2 separate regions of the Homo sapiens genome follow, and region 2 is linked to region 1. A link is a loop called in an ENCODE intact Hi-C map of the cell type or tissue named here. Cell type or tissue: PC-9. All regions are shown on one strand.

Evidence for each region. A loop is a pair of places that touch in the nucleus more often than their neighbours do. Peaks named below come from ENCODE experiments on the same cell type or tissue, not always from the same donor. Only the 100,000 strongest peaks of a DNase experiment are listed, where the experiment ranks them.
Region 2: a loop joins it to region 1, with 7 times the contacts of the local background. A loop is called at or near these places in 77 of 110 quality-filtered maps.

The regions. Positions count from the first base shown.
Region 1 is chr11:102,492,592-102,500,591 of GRCh38, reverse strand. It overlaps LOC102723838 (a long non-coding RNA gene), which reads right to left. Exons shown (of 3, transcript NR_135076.1): 2 at 6,728-6,812; 3 at 1,791-2,085. Among named protein-coding and RNA genes, the nearest start is that of MMP7, 34 kb to the left of the region's middle. In PC-9, CTCF peaks have their summits at 4,797 and 4,999 (motif pointing right); DNase peaks (open chromatin) are centred at 5,001, 6,161 and 6,871; H3K27ac peaks cover 462 bases.
Region 2 is chr11:102,284,985-102,292,984 of GRCh38, reverse strand. No RefSeq gene overlaps it. Among named protein-coding and RNA genes, the nearest start is that of BIRC3, 28 kb to the left of the region's middle. In PC-9, CTCF peaks have their summits at 4,671 and 4,874 (motif pointing left); a DNase peak (open chromatin) is centred at 4,844.

The DNA of each region.
Region 1 (8,000 bases):
TTTCCTTATATGTGTTTTTATAATGGACAGGAATTTATTTTGTAATAATAACACCATAAAATATTTTTCAAAAGCACATAAAAAATAATTATCACAAAGTTTCTTTAGGCAAAAAGTTTCCTTAATAAGGAAGAGAAAGTTAGAAACAGGATATCTCATCTGAAAAATGAAGTGTGACTGTTAGGAAGAAACAATAACACAAGTTACCATGGAATAAAAGTGTCTTTTAAAAATGTTTGTATTAAAAAGGAACCAGCTATTTATCATTGCAGAGTTAATAATTTAGTGAAGAAATTATAGCTATTCCAGGTTTAGTTTTATTAGGCTGAAAGAAATCATTTTTAATAACACATCACCGTTGTAGAACTTCTTTTCTTCAACTTCATGTCTTCTGGAATGTTCTTGACAATAATTAAACTATATTTAACCACACATAGCAATGCACTTCATGTGACTATAGATGAACAAACTAAGCCATTGCTAGGGCTTGAATGTTTGTCTCTTCCCAAACTCATGTTGAAACTTAAACGTCATTCTAACAGTATTAAGAGGTGGAAGCTTTAAGAAGTGACAAAGCTGTGGGGGCTCTGTCCTCATGAGTGGATTAATGCCATTATTGCAGGAGGGAGTTTGTTATCATGGGAATTATAAAAAAACAAGTTTGGCTCACTCTCTCGTTCTCTCTCGCTCGCTCTCTCTCTCTCTCCCTCCCTCTTGCTTTCCACCATAGAATGATACAGCAAGAAAGTCCTCACCGGATGCCAGTCCCTTGATTTTGAGCTTCCCATCCTCCAGACTCTGCAGATGTCAATTTTTGTTCTTTATATATTACCCAGTCTGTGGTATCTTGTTATAGCAGCACAAAACAGACTAAGACAGCCACTGAAAAGGCCAACTCATTTTCTCCTGGTGTTTAGATAGGATGGCATAGACTACTAGATGCCTACTCAAACATTCATTCTCCACTTCTTTTTTTTTTTTTTTTTTTTTGGAGAGCCCCAATTTTTAGCTAAGAATATTGCCATTGTAAATCAAAGACCATTTCTCAAACTTTCTTAACAGCAAGTATACAGGAATGTGATGTGGGATATCTAGGAAAGCTTAAAGGGACTCTGTTGGTCTTATGCTTTTCTGCTTTTCTTACATTTTGCAGCCTGAAAAGCTAGCAAATTTTATTTCTCTTTTATCTAACAGTCCAGCAGTGCACAGACCTGGGCGGGTGCGGGAGCTCTCCTCAATATGAGGCTCCCAAGCTTGCTCTGCTTGTCTCTGATTTCCAGCCAGCAGTCAGAAATATAGAGAGAAATGAAATTCTATTTTTTAAGCCACTGCATATCTACATCCCCTTGTCAAGAAGCTTAGCTCATTCTCTACTGATGTTAGTCCTCAAAGGACTGCATGGAGCAGGGGCCACTGCTGGTATGAAACTCCGGCACAGAGCTCTTCTGTAAAAGTGAAATGAACTATCTTTTCTTTAAATCATTAGGTTCTGGGGTCTGTAGCCTATTCTAAATAATGCATATAGCAAATAGATCAGGCACACCTATCTTGCACCAGCAGGAAGAAGGCTATGAAATCTGAACAGCCTTCTACAAGCACATATTTCTAACACTTGCAAAAAGTAGAGAATAATGAGTAAAGGACAATAGACAAAGAATTGCTCACAGAAAATGGAACAAGTTCTAACCAAGAATGTATTCCATTGCCAGGGCAAGGAGTCTGTTTTTCTGCCCATTAGAATTTCGCCATTGTTATAAACCACTGAGTCCTGCTCATTTCCCATTTCCCAATTTTCCATTTGTGAAAGAGAGATTTTATTGCAGATATACCATTCTACAACATCATTACATACTGGATGTAGGTGTGGGAGGCAAGAGCCACCCTGTCACTTGATGGAGAGGACAGCACATCACCCAGAGATCCTGGACTTGGAGATGGATGCAGCACCCAGACAGGACTTTGGGTTGTTGGTATGTGGTGATTACGCTCCACTGCTGAGAAAAAATGGTGAGCCTGGCTACATGGAGGGCCAAAGGAGTGGGCTGTGATGGATCACTATTTTCTCCAGTATCCATTCTCCTCTTCCTTTCAAAAATAGAAACACCAAGTTTTAGTTAAATACATGGCCAAGAGCTACAGACCAGAATTCCCCAGCCTCACTGGTCTCTTCCTCCAACCAAGTCTAGGCCAACAGAATGTAAGCAGACGTGAGGTGTGCAACTCCTGTGTTGCCTCTGTAAAAATGAAGCATCTGCTGGATGCAGTGGCTCATGCCTGTAATCCAAGCACTTTGGGAGGCCAAGGCAGGTAGATCACCTGAGGTCAGGAGTTTGAGACGAGACTGACCAACATGGCAAAACCCCGTCTCTACTAAAAAGACAAAAATTAGCCAGGCATGGTGGCAGGCGCCTGTAATCCCAGCTACTTGGGAGGCTGAGGCAGGAGGATGGCTTGAACCTGGGAGGCGGAGGTTGCAGTGAGCCAAGATCATGCTGTTGCACTACAGCCCACCAGCCTAGGCAACAAGAATGAAACTTCATCTCAAAAAAAAAAAAAAAAAAAAGCATTGTCCCCAGGACATTCTCATTCCTCCTTCCCAGCCCCTGGAAAATGGCAGCTGCTGGACAACTAGGAAAGCCTTAAATAAGTTGAAATTTTAATTTACAGCCAATAGTTCAGGTACACAGGCTGGTACCAAACTGTAAAGGAATGCTGAACAATAAGGATAATGTACTAACTCTGTAATCTGTCTCTGTCCATTCCATTTTAAAATTCTGAGATATCCTCTTTTTGTTACGAACATAGCCTTTCTTTTGTAAAATGATGGTAATAATAGGCCATAGATTATTTTTGATGTTCTTGCTTTACAAAATAAGTGTCAGCATCCCAGTTTTTAAAAAATGATATTAATCCATGAAATCCAAAAATCTGGGAACCATCACAATAGGATACAGTGACAAGGAAGTCTTTAGGTACAGAACTTACAAGATCAAATATATTCTCTAGGAAGTCAACTAAAACGTCAGTCTAGTGAGTTATGAATTCTACTATCCATAATCCTGTCAGAAAATGGTGGGAGAGCAGCGCTAGCAAAGACTATAAAAACTATTTACTAAGATAGCAAAGTACCATTAAAGAGAAATTCCTCCTTTCATGTGATTTTCTTCACTATTATTTACAAGTCTGTTTACAACATATTTTTAGAAGACATAATTAATATTCAGATATTTCATCAACAATGAAGTCCTTATAAGTAAATCCAGAGAATTACAATTTGTTCTGAGAACCACACAGGGAATGTGATTTCACTATCATTCTTAGTCATTCAACAAGCATTCATTGAGCCAGGAACTTGGGGAATGAAGAAGGATACAAAGATAAAAAAAAAACACATAGATCCTGCCTTCAAGAATATCAAAGTCTGATGAATAACATGGCTATGTAAAAAATAACTATAACACATTTTGGCTGGGCGCAGTGTCTCACACCTGTAATCGCCGCACTTTGGGAGGCCAAGTGGGGGGGGGGCGGGTGAATCATTTGCGGTCAGGAGTTCGAGACCAGCCTGGCCAACATGGCAAAACCCCAACTCTACTAAAAATACAAAAATTAGCCAGGCGTGGTGGGGCACACCTGTAATCACAGATACTTGGGAGGCTGAGGCAGGAGAATTGCTTGAACCCAGGAGGCGGAAGTTGTAGTGAGCCGAGATTGCACCACCACTGCACTCCAGCCTGGGTGACAGAACAAGACTCCGTCTCAAAAAAAAAAAAAAACTATAATACATTTTCAGAGTTATAATAGATGATATACAATGTGAGAGGGAGAAAGTCCTAACACTGGGATTCTATAAGTTGATTTTTTGTTTGTTTGTTTGTTTGTTTGTTTGTTTTTTGAGACGGAGTTTCACTCTTGTTGCCCAGGCTGGAGTGCAATGGCGCGATCTCAGCTCACTGCAACCTCTGCCTCCCGGGTTCAAGCTATTCTCCTGCTTCAGCCTCCGGAGTAAGCTGGGATTACAGGCACGTGCCACCACACCCAGCTAATTTTGTATTTTTAGTAGAGGCGGGGTTTCTCCGTGTTAGTCAGGCTGGTCTGAAACTCCCAACCTCAGGTGATACGCCCACCTCAGCTTCCCAAAGTGCTGGGATTACAGGCGTGAGCCACCGCGCCCGGCGTGGGATTCTGTAAGTTGTTTTCGTGAGTTTCTAAGCTACATTCTATCAATTCTAGCATGCCGCACACAGGTCCAAAACTCCAGTTTGACATAAAGTGTTTGGGATAAGCAGAATCTTTCTAACAGGCTTGAGGACCTCCCCCCCCACCACCACAGCCTGGAAATACTTTATTTTCTTGTGAGATAGCCTAAGACTCTTCTTGCCTAATCTTTCTTCCTTCAGATTCCAGACCTGCATCAGAGTCTGAAAGCTCTCCCTACCTAGTCCACTCCTTCACCCGTTATCCTTCACAGGTGTTTCCCCAAAAACCTCTTTTATGTCGAATCCGATCCTCTTGGTATCAGCTTTTAGAGAACTTGAATTAACAGAAGGAGTGTCCAGTTATCGAACATTGCATAAAAAGAACCCTAAACCGTAGCTCAAAACAACAATCATTTTATTATGTCTCATGATTTGGTAGGCCAGGAGTTCAGGCAAGGCTGCCCTAGGTGATCCTTTTGTTCTGTGGGGCCGATGGGCTGGTTGGGAGGGGCTGGGATGGCTTCAATCACACGTCTGCTGCGTTGCTGGAGATAATTGGAAATCTGGGCTCAGCTGGGACTGTCAACCATACTGCCTGCTCATGGCATCTTCTCCACCATGGAGGCTGTATGACTTTTAAGATCTAGCCATAGAAGTCATATAACCTCACTTCTGCCATACTCTTCTGATAAAAGTAATCAGAAACACAACCAGAGTTAAAATGAGGCAATATACACCTCCTCCTTGAAGCCGGGAATGCCAAAGAATTTGCTGTTATGTTTCTAAATCGCCACATGAGGGCACCCTTTCTCTTATGAAACCACTAAGTTTCATCAACTTCAGGAGACTATCATTCAAACCAGAAGAGATGTATTAATTCTAACCAAAAGAATACTTGCTACCACAAAAATGCTGTATGGATCAGCAAACATACGTTCTAGTTTATACCCTCTTTTGTCATTACAGTTCAATTGTCAATGCCCCAATCAACAAAAAGGGAATTCAGATCTAGTGCTTTACACTCCAGATGACGTGAATCTAAAGACCATGACCCTGGTGACCACATTAGTTTCTTTAACGGTAAAGTCTGTATTTCCTACAAGTATAGAAGGCTGTCATGAAACGTAAACCCTGGCCACTGACTCTGATCATTTTTGGTGTGCGAAACTGTTACTCCTTTGGTTACTAGCAAGCATACAGAGGAGAGTAAATTGCACCTGAGCCTAACCTCCGACTAAGGGGCTGCTGTGACCTACTGTTGCCTTTTGGAACTTTAACTGGGGAGGTAAAAAACATGGAGTTATGATTACCAAAGGATAATGAGTTAAACTTCAAAGGAATAACTCAGTCTTATATCCCTGTCATCTTTTGCTGAGGCATCTTCATAAAGACTAAGCACGTTACGACCATGCAGCAGTGACTTTCCTTGGTTACAAAGCAAGAGTGGATTTGCCATCCTAGTCGTTGATAATGGTGAACATCAAGTTTGTTTTGTGTGCACGCATATGTGCTAAACATTCACTTGAAAGATACCTTGAGAACTACTTTGGCATAATACAAATGCATTTGACAGGCTTTTTTGTCTTGCCTCTCAAATTAGCAAATTTCCCTAGCCCTGAATAAAACCAAGCAACTACAGTATATAGAAAAATTTAGGAACCCTAAATAATGGATTGAAATTCTATTCAAACTTAACACCTAATTGTACTTTTTTAGTTATCAGTAACTAGACTATGTCATTCAGGGATCAATCTACCTCAAAGTAAATAGATTAAAATATCTTAATCTAAGAAATCATTCAGTTATAAAAGATATGATTAACCTAGCACTTTTTTTTCAAGTTTTTCCTCCTCTACCATAATTTTGATATGAAAAGTGGAGTTCTTGGCAGAAAAAGCAGAGTCTATGTCTGAATCATTCAGAGAAACAATGGTTAGCACAGTTTAGCACATAAAAGTTGTCCAACAAATATTTGTTGAAGCCAGGCGCTGTGACTCACGCCTGTAATTCCAGCACTTTGGTCAAGGTGGGTGGATCACTTAAAACCGGGAGTTTGAGACCAGCCTGGCCAACATAGCGAAACCCCATCTCTACTAAAAATACAAAAAATTAACTGGGTGTGGTGATGCACACCGGCGACAGAGTGAGACTCTGCCTCAAAAAATAAATAAATAAAATAAAATATTTGTTGAATGATCGGTTGAATGAATGAATGGATAAGTGGTATTTATTTGTGTTAACTTACTCAGTTAGGATTTTCATTTACACAGCTTCCAGAAGGTAGTGGTAGAAATTAAAAATAATAGGTAAGATAGAGGCTAATTTAAATTTGAAATAGCTATATGGTGTCTATTCAGCTTGTTAACGATTAATACTTAGATGTTAATTATAATTTACTTAGGACAGATTTCCTTTGAACTTCATTTCTTACGTGTCCATATCAGACAATTAGGTCTTTTTAGGTAAACCCCGATATTCTGGTTATCTTAATAACCATTACATCACCAACAATGATTAAAAGGTATTACCTTAATTACTTTCAGGCAAGGAATTTATCCACTTTGTTCAGCAGCAAGAAGGGCACATGACACAGAGTAAGCACCCGTTAAATACCTGTTGAATAAGGCACTTAATTATTAAACTCCATTTCTCAATGTGAGTACATAACAAAGAATGTGCAGCCATCCCTAATCCACCCTACATACCTACATTCTGATCACTACAGCAACCCTGAAAAGTAGGTATTATTTTATTCATTTCATAAATTAGGAAATTCTCACGGCTGGGATGTGACAGCACTTGCATTTGAAGCTATATTTGTATGTTTCCAAAGTCTTTTTAATTGCCTCCCCAGGCGCAGTGGCTCACGCCTGTAATCCCAACACTTTGGGAAGCCGAGGTGGGTGGATCACCTGAGGTCAGGAGTTCGAGACCAGCCTTACCAACATGGTGAAGCCCCATCTTTATTAAAAAAGAAAAAAAATACTAAAATAAATTAGCCTAAAAAATTAGGTGGTGGCAGGTGACTCTAATCCCAGCTACTCGGGAGGCTGAGGCAGGAGAATTGCTTGAACCCAGGAGGTGGAGGTTGCAGTGAGCCAAGATCGTGCCACTGCACTCCAGCCTGGGCAACAGAGCCAGATTCTGTCCCGAAAAAATAAAATAATAATAATAATTGCCTCTCCGATAAGATAATCTTAAGGACATATACATATAGAAAACAAAAACAAACAACAATTACTGGATATCTGACTTTGTGTCTGGACTTAGTCATTTGCCTCGTGATTGTCCCTGATAGCCATGTTCAGGGACAATCTATTTTCATATAGAATCATCCATCAGGGCCCCGTACTGCCTTTTGGCTCCAAATTCTGCCTCTTGGGGTTTTCCTATTAATTGTTGTCAACACAAAGACCAGACCACCATTCCCTATTCAGCCTGGGTTTCCTGTCTTTTCACAAACCAATCATTCAGCCACCAACAAATAACCAGTCCTTGGTTCTTTTTTTAGTAGAGACGAAACCACACTCGGCTAGTCCTTGGTTCTTTGAAGAAAGACTATGCTTACCTGAAATAACAACACAGAATTGAGCTCTAGGCAAATTTGTCCTCATAACCCAATCACTTTCTCTGATGTGTCCTCAGAAAATGCAAAATATTTTAATACTGGCCTGATGATCATAATTCTTCTCTACTCCAAAATCCTAAAGATATTCTATGTTTTATTTTTAGTTGTTGAGACAGGGTCTTGCTCTGTCACCCAGTCTGGAGTGCAGTGCAGCCTCACTGTTGCCTCAACTT
Region 2 (8,000 bases), 210 kb after region 1:
TGCATAGCCTGCACTGAACGGTACAGCGGATCTCTGTCCTCATCTTATGGTGAGAAAATTTAAAACGCCACTATGAAGATTATCTGTTTGACATGATTCAGAACTGTGAACATCATTCATTTGGCTCTTCCCTTATATGACAAGTCTTCCTAAGTTTTTCTTAGTTTCTAAGGACATTAAGAATGTCCTAAGAGTGTTTCATAGTTCTGAGACTTAGACCTAAGATTATAATAGAGTTATGACCAAGAGTATAAGATCAGTTGTAACTCCTTCTATCTGTGTCCTTCTGTTTCCAGAATATTCCTCCCCACCGGAAGCTTGGGTAGCCTCACTCACTGCTGTTGGCACCACACCTTCTGTAAGAATAACAAGGTGGTGTGCTGAGGAGGCAGTGAGATACCACAGGACACATGAGAAATTCATCCAGGTTGGGCTCAAAATAAGCCCTTCCTGGCCAGGCGTGGTGGCTCACACCTGTAATCCCAGCACTTTGGGAGGCCGAGGCAGGTGGATCACCTGAGGTCAGGAGTTTAAGACCAGCCTGGCCAACATGACGAAACCCCGTCTCTACTCAAAATACAAAAATTAGCCAGGTGTGGTGGGCACCTGTAATCCCAGCTACTTGGGAGACTGAGGCAGGAGAATCGCTTAAACCCAGGAGACGGAGGTTACAGTGAGCTGAGATCGTGCCACTGCGCTCCAGCCTGGGCGACACTGCGAGACTCCATCTCAAATTAAATTAAATTAAATTAAATTAAATTAAATTAAATTAAGTTAAATTAAAATTTTAAAAAAGCCCTTCCTAGCAGAGAAGATGGTAGCAGCATTTACTGGAGAAAATTGGACAATCTGCCCCTTCCTTTCTGAAAGCAGCTTTTTAGAGGGTGGACAGTTGTTGCTGCACAGAGGTTGCTCATCCTTATTACTGCTGCTGTGTACCTTTCTCTGTGTTCTGGAACTCTTCACTCAACAGTCTTTACCAGAGGCCCTATTCTAGGGGCTGCGGATGCCATGAACAAGACAGGCAAAGTCCTGTCCTTGGTAAGCAGACATTGTAGTTGGGGAGACAGTGCACAAGTGGATAGTGGATATGCTCCAAAAGAAAAGACAGTGGGATAGGAAGGAGACAGCAGTGATGATTCTAGAGAGATGCTCAGGAAAGCCCATCTGGGCTTTCTGTAAACCAGGAAGATTTCATATTTGAGCTGAGATCTGAAATAAGTGAGCCATGTGGGAAGGTCTAGGGGCAGAGAGAACAGCAAGTGTGGAGCCCTGGAGGGGACTGAGCCTAGTGCTCGTGAGGAACAGGAGCACTGCCAGGGTAGCCAGGGGGAGTGCAGGAGGTGGGTGGGCAGGTGGGCAAGAAAGGCCATCGCAATAATGAGGTGTTCTCCACGGCAAAGCAAATATTATAAGACAGTCTCTGAAAACATGCTGATGGCCAAAAATTTGGATAATCAGTAATAAAATAAATGATAAGTGCCACACTGTAACTAAACTGCAATGAAATTTCCCTCTAAATGCATCTGGAATTTAGCTTCCCCAAACCAAGGCATTTTCTGGAAAATGTTATTAATTCACTCAAGTATGTTTTCAGCACATAGAATATGCTTAGCACCTACTAATGGATGGACATATAGTGTGTGGAGTTCATAGTATAGCAAGAAAGAAGCACGGCAAAGTTCAAATAAATCTGGATTTGTGAATCATGGTGAGTGTCATGGAGAAAGATATCAGGGGGATGGGAGCGAAGATAACAGGAGAGGTTGGGAGGAACATGCCTTGAACAGATTGCCAGCCTCCTGTCTGGGGAAGTTGCATCTGAGCTGAGACCTGAACATGAGAGGTGCGGTGGGAAGACAAGCCAGCTTCCAGAGAGTGGGAACATGTGTCGAGGCCTGCACTGAGCTAGCGGCTGGAGTGGAGTGAATAAGGAGAGAGAAGCAATAGGAGGGGAGGGAGCTGGGCTTCTCAGCCTTGGCACTGCTGATATTTTGGGCTGGACGATTATTTGTCGAGGGCTGTCCCGTGCATTGTAGGATGTTAAGCAGCATCCCTGGCCTGTATCGCTAGATGCCAGTAACACCTTCCTTTGCTCCATCCCAAGCTGTGACTACCAAAAAAGGCCCCAGACATTGCCAAATGTCCCCCGGGGGGCAAGAGAAGCACTGGGTTAGAGGCTCAGGCAAGGCCAGGACAAGCAGAGCCTTGAAGGCCATGATAAGGCACTTTATTCTGAGTCTGATGGTGTTATAGAGGAAAGTTATGCTCCCCAAAATTCATATGTTGAAGGCCTAACCACCACTGTGATGGTATCAGGAGGTGGGGCCTTTGGGAGGTGATTAGGTCTTGAGGGTAGAGCCCTCATGAATGGGAATTAGTGGCCTTATAAGAAAATACAGGAGAGAGTTTGCTTCCTCTCTCCCTGCTTTCTGCCATGTGAGGATACAAATCAGATAGATATCTGTAAACCAGGAAGCTGGCCCTCACCAAGTTCCACACCTGCCAGTGCCTCCATCTTGGACTTCCTGGCCTGCAAAGCTGTGAGAAACAGGTGTTTGTTGTTTAAGCCACTGAGCCTATGGCAATTTGTTAGAGCAGCCTGATGTGACTAAGACAAATGGAAAGCCATGGAAAATTCCAAGTAAGGGAAATACGTGATCCCAATTACACCATAGGTAATTGAACCATGTATTATTATCTTTGAAAGTTCTCTTTCAAGAGTATTGAACCATCAGGGTCACTACTATTTTGACTAGAACCTGTCAGTTCCAGTTTACCTTCAGCTTGTGTCTCCCTGCATCCAAATCTTGTGTTAGGTTCACTCCCTGGAGTAACTTCTGCTGGTTCAGACAACCACCACCACTGACGTTGTTTTAAGCAGGCCACTGGGGAAGAGCATGGACTGAAACACACTTTGCCTATCTGAAACGTGGGGATCTTATCCATCTGAAAGAGCTGTTGCAAGAATAAATGAAAAAAGTGCCTGGCACAGCATCTGGACATACTGGCACTCTGTAAGTCTTAGAAGGAGGTAGAACAAAATACTGTGGCAGACACAGAGGTGTGCCCCTCAGATCTCTTTTCAAGAAAAAATTTTGCTGCTCAACTGCCAAGAATGCAGTGAGCTGGCAGCCTCTGCTGTTACTACCTCCAGAATCTGCCACTTTTTAGCTAAGGTCATGTTCTTCCTGGAGGGGAACCAGGGCCTGGATATTTCTGCAAAATGCAGGACTCCTCTAACAGGCACTATTGCTCCAGAGCTCTCTGTTGGGTGGGTGGAGACTCAGATCTGCAACGTTGTCTGAGCTTTTCCACCCAACACCGCCTCTCCAGTCTCTTTCATTTTTCGTGGCATTACTTCCCACTAAGCCTCTTGCACTAACTCTGTCTCAGATCTGCTTCCCGGAGGACCCAGCTGATGCATCTCTCTATTTACTTTGCCCCCTGCCTACAACTTTCTTCTTTTTCTGTGCTTCAGATTGCAGAGTTTTCAGGAAACTCTTACAACCTTCCTCCTCTGTGTTCCCACAAAATTTTGTTTATACCTTTATTATAGAGAAGGAGAAGGGAACAGTACTTATTGAACACCTGTTGTAGGCCAAGAGCTGTACTGAGGAAATTTTGTTTATATATCCACACTCACTCTTGAGTTTTCATACTAGCCTGGGAGGTAGAGTTTATCATTCTTATATTGTAGATGAAAACTCAGAGTTGCAGTGGTCTGTATTGCAGAACAATATTTCATTTCAGTCTGATAAAGGACGCTGCTATTTATTTTCATTAGACTACTAAGCATTTAATGTACTTGATTGTACTTTATCTGATTGCATGTCTACTTTTGGGGAGTGGAAATGCCTTATTTGTTTTTATAAACAATGACCGAACCCGGTTCTATGTAATATACATGTAGTGAATGCTTACTGAATGAGTGAATGAATTATGGCTAGATTGGACTTGGACTTACTCTTCTTCTATGTGAAAAGGTGCATTTTGAATAATTGCTAAAATGCATGATAATGAGACTACCACAGGCCCGGATATAGCAGAGCTGCCCAGTTGCTGTTAAATGCTGGGATTAGATAAAATCAAAACCGCAGGATTCTATAGAGGCAGTAATGGGATTTGCAACTAGAATGTTTCAGATTTTAAAAAACTGTCACTTATGATGAGGAAAACAAGGCCAGGTCAGCTGGGCCTGAGGCCAAATGGAGAAGGAGGTCAGGTTTAAGGATGAAAATGGCAGACCTAGTCGATTTGCAGAAAGCAAGGGATCCTTACAGCTTATCGGGGAGTGAAACGTAAATATTAGATGTAAGTCTAGGGAAGGACCTTCTGGGTCTGCTACAACAGATGGAGGTCGGGGGAGGTTGGGGGAGTAGGGGCATGGTAACTGCAGGGGCTGGATCATGGTGGGCGCAGGATGCAGGTGTTAAGTCCGCTGCAGGAAATTCTTGTTTTTTGGTTTTTGTTTTTTTCTGAATGAACACATAGCTCAGCATATTATCGTTATTTTTGGCTCCTAAGTTTGAGACATCTGAACTAAATCAATTGCTGACAGCTACACTCCCACTGCAGTGTTTCACGGCTTGCCCCCCATTTTGTTAGCCTGAAAATTTGGGGAGTTGCAATAGAATAGATAATATCTGAGATTATTTCCAAGGAGAAAATTTCATGATTCTCAACCCCCTCGAGGGCTGGTGGGGGATGAAGGAGCAGCCATAACGGGGCAGGATCAGGGGAGTTCAGACATACGTGGCTGACGTGATCCCGAAGAATAGCCACCACCTTCCCCTGGACTGTTGAGATGCCTGTGAAAATTTGCAACACAGATCCAAATAAACAGTGCCATCTAGTGGCAACTCTCTTGAACTCATCCATCCATTTATCCACCAGCCATCCATTTAATATTTGCAACATGTCTACTATGTGCCCGCTACTATTTAACAGTAACAAGAGAGATTCTGAAGTCTCTTCCCTAGTGAAACATTCTAACCAGGGACAGACAAGTCCCAAGCCCCATAGCGGTAGTGTAGACCTCATTAATTGACAGTTCAGATGTTTCAAACTTGGAGGCCAAAATTAAATATAATACACAAAGCTACTTGTTCCCTTTTTTAAGTGAAAATTATCTTTTAATGTAGAAAAGATGAATCCAGGAGTTCCAAAATTAGCCTGGGCAACATAGATTCCATTTCAAAGAAAGAGAAAAAAAGTAAACAGGGGCCGGGCGCGGTGGCTCACCCCTGTAATCCCAGCACTTTGGGAGGCCGAGGCGGGCGGATCACGAGGTCAGGAGATCGAGACCACGGTGAAACCCCGTCTCTACTAAAAATACAAAAAAAATTAGCCGGCTGCGGTGGCGGGCGCCTGTAGTCCCAGCTACTCGGGAGGCTGAGGCCAGAGAATGGTGTGAACCCGGGAGGCGGGGCTTGCAGTGAGCCGAGATCGCGCCACGGCACTCCAGCCTGGGTGACAGAACGAGACTCCGTCTCAAAAAAAAAAAAAAAAAAAAAAAGTAAACAGGAGGTTTTTAAACTCTTTTATTCTCATAGTCTGACTCCATTTTTGATGTTTGCTGACAGTTTTCAAGCCCCCCCTCCCCCTCCGCCAACTTCCTTCTCCTTGCCCCACCTCTGGGCGGGGTGATAAGAAATCCTGAGTGCTTCCTCCTTTGGCACTGAAAGTGAGTTCAAACCATGCAAGCCTTGGCCAAGTAAGAACCCTACCCTCTAATCACAAGTAAAAGCAGAGTCAGTCTCCTTTCCCTGCTCTCTCAAGCCATGCTTGGACCTGCTTGGGAGCCACCTGTTCTCCCCAGAAAGACTCCATCATGTGATTAATAAAATTAATAACTCCCCTTTTTTTTTTTTTTTGAGACAGAGTCTCGCCCTGTCGCCCAGGCTGGAGTGCAATGGCGCGATCTCGGCTCACTGCAACTTCTGCCTCCCGGGTTCAAGCACTTCTCCTGCCTCAGCCTCCCAAGTAGCTGGGATTACAGGTGCCCACCACCTTGCCCGGCTAATTTTTTATATTTTTAGTAGAGATGGGGTTTCACTATGTTGGCCAGGCTGGTCTCCAACACCTGACCTCAGGCGATCCACCGGCCTTGGCCTCCCAAAGTGCTGGGATTACAGGCATGAGCCACCATGTCCGGCCCATAATTGCTATTCTTACATACGATAATGGAGGTAGTCCTATCTGTTTGCATGCCATTTCCAAATTGTTTGTCTCACCCTTCATAAGGATCACGGCCAAAACTCTTATAACAAAAGACAGATTAGCAAGAGAAAAGCATAACAAATTTATTTAATCAAAGTATTTTGTGATGACACAGGAGCCTTCAGAAATGAAGACCCAAAGACCCAGAAAAAACTTTCTATTTTTATTCTTAGGTTTGATGAAGAATGGACAACCACGTAGAAATGTGATTGGATGAAAGTCAGAGACTGGGGAGCGAAACCCAGCAAGTCCTGTCCGTTCAGATTCTTCTTGGCCTCTCTGTGCAGCATTCTTTCCTCTCTGGTATGAGGCAGCACCCCTCCTGAATGAGGGTGTTCAAGGGAGAAGGGAGAGAGTAACCTTTCTAGATGTTATGGCTCACTTTGCAGGGAGAGGGATTCTAATTTCTATGACCCAAAGTTGGGAAGAGGAATTATGGTTCTATGACTCACTTCAGGGAAGGAAGGTGGATGGGAAACAGACAGGTGGGAGAAGGTCAGAGAAAGACTTTGCTTCTTTGTTTTGGGGAGTTTTTTGTTTGTTTTTGAGACAGGGTCTGGCTCTGTCTCCCAGGCTGGAGCTCAGTGGTGCGATGAGGGCTTACTGCAGCCTCAGCCTCTTGGGCTCAAGAGATCCTTCGAGAGCCTCAGCCTCCCAAGTAGCTGGGACTACAGGCATGTGCCACCCCATTCAGCTATTTTTAAAAATTTTTGTAGAGATGTGGTCTTCCTATGTTCCTCAGTCTGGTCTTGAACTCCTAGGCTCAAGCGATCCTTCTCCCTCGGCCTCCCAAAGTGCTGGGATTACAGGCGTGAGCCCCTGAGACTTTGCTCCTTAAACTGCCTCTGAGGCTTTCCAATCTCCTTTAGTTCAAACTACTCAGAATACAAAAATTAGCTGGGTGTGGTGGTGGGCACCTGTAACACCAGCTACTCGGGAGGCCAAGGCAGGAGAATCACTTGAACCTGGGAGGTGGACGTTGCAGTAAGCCGAGATCACACCACTGCACTTCAGCCTGGGCGACAGAGTGAGACTCCATCTCAAAAAAACAAACAAAAAAAATCAAAGTACTCAGGAGGCCAAAGTGCCATATTTGGGGTATTGTTTCCTGAGCCCCAAGAGATGCATTCTCAAGAACATTAGAAGGTGAAAAAGAACTCCCATTCCTCATCTCTCCCCATGCCAGAATTTTCTCAGATCGTCTTCCCCTCACTCCACTCTCCAAGATACCAGAACAAAATAGGTTGCCAAAATACAAACTGCCTTTAATTCCATTTTACTAAAAATACAACCAACAAATATCATATTAAACAATTTGAATAAGTCAAAATGCAGTGACAAATATTTTAAATACATATGTTCAGAAAAAAAATACCTTGTGTGGCTTTTTCTTCTTTAATTTACTTTTCTCTATTTGCAAATAGAGAAAGTGTCAACCCAATCCCCTTGGAATAGATTTTTTACTATAAAAACTGGCCATCTTAGCTTCCATTCTGTTTTGTCTTTCTTATAGTCTGGGCCCTAGATTTTTCAAGCCAAATAATAGATAGTAAAGGAACATGCAGAACTGAATAGAAATCCTAACGGCTGTGCCAGCTTCATTGGCATCTTTCTGGCTATTTAGCTCCATATTCCTGGAGTTCAGAACAGCCCAAGTCTTGCTATTTAAAGGTCCACTGACCCTCTTAGGAAGATTGGGTCCCGTTGGCAGTTTTTTTTTTTTTTTTTTTTTTTTTTTTTTTGAGACAGAGTCTTGCTCTGTTGCCCAGGCTGGAGTA